Linked DNA regions of Homo sapiens: all the other regions are linked to region 1. A link is an interaction called in ENCODE POLR2A ChIA-PET data of the cell type or tissue named here. Cell type or tissue: Panc1. All regions are shown on one strand.

The links. Peaks named below come from ENCODE experiments on the same cell type or tissue, not always from the same donor. Only the 100,000 strongest peaks of a DNase experiment are listed, where the experiment ranks them.
Region 2: POLR2A ChIA-PET joins it to region 1 with 11 read pairs; 3 of 35 experiments call an interaction of 5 or more read pairs at or near these places.
Region 3: POLR2A ChIA-PET joins it to region 1 with 12 read pairs; 3 of 35 experiments call an interaction of 5 or more read pairs at or near these places.

Annotation. Positions count from the first base shown.
Region 1 is chr6:154,553,789-154,556,288 of GRCh38, forward strand. No RefSeq gene overlaps it. Among named protein-coding and RNA genes, the nearest start is that of CNKSR3, 44 kb to the left of the region's middle. In Panc1, no CTCF peak of the experiment used is centred here; a DNase peak (open chromatin) is centred at 1,383; H3K4me3 peaks cover 197 bases; H3K27ac peaks cover 2,033 bases.
Region 2 is chr6:154,651,471-154,653,970 of GRCh38, forward strand. No RefSeq gene overlaps it. Among named protein-coding and RNA genes, the nearest start is that of SCAF8, 81 kb to the right of the region's middle. In Panc1, no CTCF peak of the experiment used is centred here; no DNase peak of the experiment used is centred here.
Region 3 is chr6:154,612,050-154,614,549 of GRCh38, forward strand. No RefSeq gene overlaps it. Among named protein-coding and RNA genes, the nearest start is that of CNKSR3, 100 kb to the left of the region's middle. In Panc1, no CTCF peak of the experiment used is centred here; no DNase peak of the experiment used is centred here; H3K27ac peaks cover 381 bases.

The DNA.
Region 1 (2,500 bases):
TCCCAGCTACTCTCAAGGCTGAGGCAGGAGAATCGCTTAAACCGGGGAGGTGGAGGCTGCAGTGAGCTGAGATGGCACCACTGCACTCCAGCCTGGGCAACAGAGCAAGACTCCATCTAAAAGAAAAAAACAGTGTATTGACACCCTTATCCCGAATGTGATAGTATTTGGAGGTGGGGCCTTTGGGAGGTAATTAAGTTTAGATTTCGTTATCAAAGTGGAGCTCCTTGATGGGATTAGTGCCCTTCTACAAAGAGGAAGACAGTGATCACCTTTCCATGAGCACACACAGAGAAGAGTCCGTGTAAGGACACCGCAAGGAGGGTGGCTGTCTACCGGCCAGGAAGCCGGCCCTCACTAGAAACCGAATTTGCTAGCAGCTTGATCTTAGACTTATGAGCCTCTAGAATTGTGAGAAATAAGTATCTGTTGTTCAAGCCGCCCAGTCTATGATATTTTGTTATAGCAGCACAAGTGGACTAAAACGTTAGGCAATGATCCAGTTGCACTACGAATATCATCTCATTAATTCAGAACTAAATCTATGAGGTCGCTGGCATTATTTAAGAGTGAAGAAATGGAAGCCCTAAGAGGTAAGTAACTTGCCTGGGCAATTCAGAAATTCCATCACAGAGCCAAGATTCAGATCCTCATCTCTCCATTCCCAGGAGCAGTTGTTTTCCCATTATCTTAACGTCTCTGGAAAGAGAGTACTGTGCAATTTATTTTTTAAAGGTGCAAATCCGTATGTTTTGAAACTTCCCAAATGGTTCCATTTCATGCCCAATGCCATAGAGCCAGTTAACAGTGAGTCAGGATTAGCTCTGGGGTTCTGCCTCCCCTTCGAGTTTCTTCCCTGCGCCCTGACCTTACTTTACTGAGCAAAGTGCACATGGGAAACAGCAGTACTGCATTTTTTGTGATCCACGGAGGGTCAATGTTTTAACTTCACAGCCACAGGTCCACCTGCAGAGCCCTCCTCCTCACTCCCATGCTATCTCTGCAGAGGCTTTGGGGAGCTACGCTTCAGCCCCACCCTTTGTCCCACAAGCACCACATTCAGTGGTCTCTACAGTGTCATCCGGAGCTAAAGGATGGGGGAAATGTGGACAATCACAGATCTTCTCTGCACTGGTTCAGATAAAGGCTATTTTTAGTCCAATTCTGTGAGGCACAGTTTTCAGATTTTGAAGATGATTTGTATTTAATTCAATTTAAGCCTGACTTCTTGTCTTTCTCATGGTGAAAGACACAGGATGACTTTTCCCATTATTAAAGATGCAGCGTACAGGATATACACGGCCAAATGCCCAGGCAAAGTCAAGATGATGTCATTCCTGTGTTCAACTTAACCATGCCCTAGCCTAAGGGGAGTGACTCCTTTTACTCATAAAACATCACAGCTTGGTGCCCGGGTTAAGCTACGCTACGTGATATGATTTCATATTTGAGCCATGGCATCTCTAATGCATTAGGCTTTTGCTAGCTTAAGCTTCTTAATGGTGTGTGTTGTTGGTATAAACAAATGCCAACCTCACCACGGCAATGTCAAATTCCTCAGATGCCTCAGCACAATTAAGAGAACAAAGTTGCTGTAAAGTAATTACACAGTATGGATTAATGTGTAATCCTGAAGAGCAATAACACCCATAGCAAGCATGAGCTCTGTTTTATTACTGAGCGAGAGAGAAGGCTGGTGGGTGGGGTGGGGGTGGGGGGGAATTCCAAAGCACAAGCATTCATTCACCTTTCTGCACAGGCCTAGCTGACACAGGACTGTTTTGGTAACTGAGTGTAATCTAACATTCCTGAATTCTTCAGGCATAGCTGGGGCACCCTGGGAAACCCATCCCACCCCTAGGCCTGGCACTACCCAAAAAGTGTTCTCCTGGAACCTGAGAGGGGAGGTGCATGTCCTTATAAAATTTCTTCTAGGGTTTAAACTGGCAGTTCCTATAATTATCATTATTTTCTGGGAAAGAGACAAGATTTTGTTACTTGTCTTTCTTTCATACGAGCAGAAACTGCTCTATAAGTAGTTTGTTTTGTTTTGTTTTGTTTTTATTGAGAGAGGGGTTTCACCATATTGCCCAGGCTGGCCTCAAACTCCTGAGCTCAAGCAATCCACCCAATACCCACCTTGGTATTCCAAACGTGCTGGGATTACAGGCGTGCACAACTGTGCCCAGCCTATATAAATATTCTGACCACGTATATAGTCAGCAAAACAGAGTTTTAAAATTTATAATTAATCTTCAGATTTAAATGTTTTCTACTTTTTACTGCTATGTAAGGATTCTATGAAGGACATCAAATAAAAAACATTCTCCACGTTTAAAAGTGGGTTTACAAAGGCATGTAAATCATTCTATTATAAAGATACTTGCACATGTATGTTTATTGCACCACTATTCACAATAGCAAAGACATGGAATCAACCTAAATGACCATCAATCATAGACTGGAAAAGAAAATGTGGTCCATATACACCATGGAATAC
Region 2 (2,500 bases), 98 kb after region 1:
ATTTGGGTGGGGACACAGCCAAACCATATCACCTCCATATACCGCATTTTAAAAATTGATTTAAACTTAGATTGATCCCATATCTTGGCTATTGTGAATAGTGCTACAATGAACATGGGAATACAGCTATCACTTCAACACACTGATTTCATTTATTTTGCATACATACTCAGTAGGGGGATTGCTAGATCATCATTCTATTTTTAAGGTAATTATAATTTTGAGGAATCTCCATACTGCTTTCCATAATGGCTATACTAATTTACCTCCCCATTAACAGTGTACAAGGGTTCCCTTTTCTCCATATCCTCTCTAACACTTGTTATCTTCTGTCTTTTTTATTATACCTGTTCTAACAGGTAAGAGATGATATCTCATTGTGGTTTCAATTCACATTGCTCTGATGATTAGTGATGTTGAGCATTTTTCTGTGTACGTATTGGTCATTCGTATATCTTCTTTTAAGAAATGTCTATTCAGATGCTTTGCCCTTCTTTTAATTGGGTTATTTGTTTTCCTACCATTGAGTTGTTTGAGTTCCTTATATAGTTTGGATATTGACCCCTCATCACATGTATGCTTTTCAAATGTTTTTGACCATTCTGTAGGTTGTCTCTTCACTCTTGATAGTTTCCTTGGCTGTGCAGAAGCTTTTTAGTTTGATTACAAGCTAAATTACAATCCCAGTGGTCTACATTTGGTTTTGTTACCTGTGCTTCTGGGGAGTCATATCCAAAAAAAATTATTGGCCAGACCAATGTCATGGAGCTTTTCTCCTGTGTTTTCTTCTACTAGTTTTACAGTTTCAGGTCTTACAGTTAGGACTTTAATCCATTTTGAGTTAATTTTTGTATATGGTGTGAGACAAAGGGCTAATTTAGTTTTTCTGCCTCTGGATATCCAGTTGTTCCAACACCATTTGTTGAAGAGACTATCCTTTCCCCATTGTGTGTTCTTGTCACCTTTGTCAAAAATCAATTGACCATAAACGTGTGGATTAGGAAATGTTAATAACAGTTGCTTTGCCTCACTCTGAGGCTTGTCAGTTTCTAAAGTGATGTTACATCTTAAAAAAAAAAAAAACAGTTAAACAGTTGAGTGACTTTATTAGAGGGATCACTTGTTTATGGATATTTGTTGTGAGGCAACACAGATTATAGTATCTTACGGTTTTTTTGAGTCAAATTGTTTTTGACGCTGGTCTACAGTTTCTGCTTTTTATTTTCTCTTTTTAATTTTCCTCATCTCTATTTAGAGAATCAGAAACTAGTCGATACAACTTATAGGAGATGTCAGGTCAAGGCAAAATTGTAAGCTTCATTCTCTCTCCTCCAGACATCTCTCTCTTCCTCTGGGTGCCTTTTTTTTTTTTTTTTTTTCTGTGACAGGGTCTCTGTCGTGCAGGCTGAAGTGCAATGGCACAGTCATAAATCACTACAGCCATGATCTCACATGGCCAAGCAATCCTCCCACCTCAGCCTCCAGAGTAGCTGAGACTACAAGCAGGTGCCCCTGCACCTGGCTTTTTTTTTTTAAAGAGATGGAGTCTCACTGTGTTGTCCAGGCTGACCTCAAACTTCTGCTGGGCTCAAGCAATCCCCTTGCCTTGGCCTCCTGAACTTCTGGTATTACAAGCATGAGTGAGCCACCATGTCCAGCCCCTTCCTTTTCTTTGATTCTAATTGAGGTGCCTGAAGTCAACTGACATTTGTTATTTTCTCTACAGTCCTTTATATCTTTACACCTCAGGATGTGGCTTTCTGTATTTATCAACTTGCCAGTCAACTGGCCTGATAAAATCATGTATGCTAATAAAGGCCTGACCTGTCACCTGTGGGGCCTTCTGCCTCCACCTATATCACTAATCAAGAATCAAATGGTTCTGGTTTGGGAACAGATAAGGAGGAAGAACAGTACTTTGGGAAAGGGGAGCCTGAATCACATTCTGCAAACTGCTACCTTCACAGTCCAGAAGCAGGTGACTGTAGCAATAGCCAAAAGCCCTGGCCAGGCCAGCACAACACAGGAGCTGGAAGCATGGCCCAGCCCTGGGAACCAGAGCAGGGGGCAGAAGAATAGCCCCAGCAACTCTGAACACAGAAAAGAAAAACACTGCTTCTCATTTCTTTCTCTCGGAGCTAGAAAATGCATGTTTGGTGTCTGCTTGCCAAAAGAAGCTTTTGGAATTTATGTTGCTAGTCTCGAGTTTTGAAGTCTCAAAGGATGTGACAGGAATGTTACATGGATTGAGTGCATGTGTGTGTTTGATTTTAAGATGATAACTGTGGGCTCGTTAAGACTTTCTGGTTTTGTGATGTGTAATCCTATTGTCATTTTTGTTTGGTTTTGATTTTTAATAGGTTTTGATTTTTAATTGGTAATGATTTTTAGTAGATTTTTAATTGGTTTTGATTTAAAAGTGGAGGAGAGCCTGGGTAGGAGGGAGATTCAGGGAAAGGAAATCAAAACAATCCTGGAAACTCCCCTAATGTTCAAGGAT
Region 3 (2,500 bases), 58 kb after region 1:
TGCTATTTTATGCAAACCCAGAAATGTCTACAAATAAGGAGATTAATGGCTTTATATGTCTCATCAGGTAACCAAATTCCCGTTAGACAATAGGCCCAAAGCAGAGATAGAAGAGAAGAAAAAATAACCAATCAATTACACTTCAGAGGTAACCTTGGTAGGAACTGGTGACAGATTGAATTAGTGTGGGGTTGGATGGGGTGGTTTGGGAGCAGATGAAGGAAGAAAGAAGAGCTAAAAATAGCTCTCAGAGTTTTATTTCGGGGAACTGTGCGATTTTTTGCCCCAGCTTCTCCAATATTTACATATGTAAATATTTAATAAAATTAAAATTTGCGTATGCTTACATAATACTTTTAAACTGCGGCTTGGTTGTTTGGTCTTCTTATTGAGATTCTTAAGCAACCCCATGGTATTCTACCCAGAAATTTTCTTCCTCCTACCAGCAAAGTACCAAGGATAGTAAGGACTTGGTATAAATGGTTGATGAATGAATGAGCACCAACCTAGATACATATAATACATAATTTTCCGAGCCCTCAGATGAAAAATATAAATGTGCAAACTTCTACTCTTAAACAATGAATCACCTTTTAAGTATGTATTGAAATTATTTTCATAAGGGGGCACCCCTCACCCTCCAGTCCAAGAACAATAGTACTAAACCCACTTTAAGAAACACCCATCACTTAACTGTGCCTTTTTTGAAGTAGGGTGTGTCCATTTAATTAGTTTTAATTTAAAGACCAATTAACAAGGTTTCAACATAGAACAACATAATAAAAATCGATTTTTTTATTTCCTGAACTACTGAATCATCTCTGATGATTCTGACTGGATCTGAATTTATTTGTACAATACAATTTTATTCCAAAGTGTTTACGAAAACCACATTTTAGTTCTTTCCCTACTTGGTTCCACACCCTTCTGTGTTTTAGCCCATTAACCTCAATAAACCTGCTCAGTTTGCCATTTGATTTCAGTCAGATGCCTTATTCCATTTTTTCTGTCCTGCAACCATAATGTGACGACAATCTGGGTACAATTGCAGAATCCCACGCTACGCCACAGGACATGGTGTGGCCATTCACGTGCCTTAACAGTTCAGAAACATTTGCTCAGAACATGAAGAGCCAGGATGAGACCTTAGCCCATGTTCAACGACGTGCCTTCTCCAACCCTCCATGTGGCGGATCCTGCAGTGTCAGAGAGGGCTTGTCATTTCCTGATCACCTTGTGCACGTCATGCTTTTGTGCTTTTCCTCATGCTCTTCCCTTCATCTGGTTTGTTTTTCCCTCCTTCCTCTTTCCTTCTTTCAAGGTACAGTTCAAATGACGCTTGCTATGGGAAGTCTTCTCCGGTGCCTCTGGCCTGGTTTAGCCACTCACTTCCCATAGCTCCTGCTCACAGCTCTTAGGAGTTTCACAGTCCTTTAGCTCATGACTCATTAGGCTGTGGGCTGCTTTTAGCCATAACGTCATATGTGTAATCAGCCCTTCATAATTATTGCTTCAATGGAATTGACACCCAACCAGATAGTAGGAGAGATAAGCTCAAACCTCCTGACTCAGCACATGTGCACAAGTTTCCCAAATCCCTAGTCCACATTAGATCTTTTTCCTTGTCAATAAGAAAAAGCTTCTCTTAAGAATTATTAAACTTCCAATTCACCTTCTCAGAGTGGATAATAAGAAAGCTTTTATGGTGGGGTGGCAGGGTGGGGAATAGATATGAGATCCACAACAATGAGTGGGGTATGTAGGTGTCTCCAAATACTTCCTACTTGGCATAGGTCTAGCCCTTTATCCAAGCACACTAACTTACTTTGTGAACAAATGCTATGAGATCTATCACAGTCCCAGGAATATAGTGTGTCTGAACTCATCTCTGAGCCTTTGCTTACTTTACTCCCTCAATCCGGACTGTCCGTCAGCCATTCCTTCACTTCTCCCTTTAAGACCAAGTTCATATGGCTTTCCTTCCAGCTTCCTCAACCAGAATCAGAAATGTTAGCACTGGAACTTCTACTCTATTGCTCACACCCTTAATTACCAAATGAGGGACTGAGGCCAGTGAAGTTAGGTGACTTGTCTAGGACCACATAGCTGCCCTGGAATTCAAATCGAGTGGCTTGCAATCCTACCTTCTTTTAATCATATCCACTTCAATCTTGACTCACTTTGTTTCTCTCAACTCAATATCTGGATAGAGTTGTTTCATGTGGATAGATGTGTCATTTCCACCATTTGGTAAAACATCCGGGCACAGGATTATGGGTGGATATGATGCAGTGAAAGACACATGGCATCTGGAGTTAAACAAACCCAGACTCAAGAGCATCCCACGGTCTAACTGTGTGACCTCGGGAGAGTTATGCAAACTTCTGAGCCTCTATTTCCTCATCAGTAAAATAGTAAAACACAAGTGGGGCCAGTGAAGTGCCAGGAGGTTGGACAAGCTATCAGAACCTCAAAACGACGTGCTGCGTGGACAAGGGCA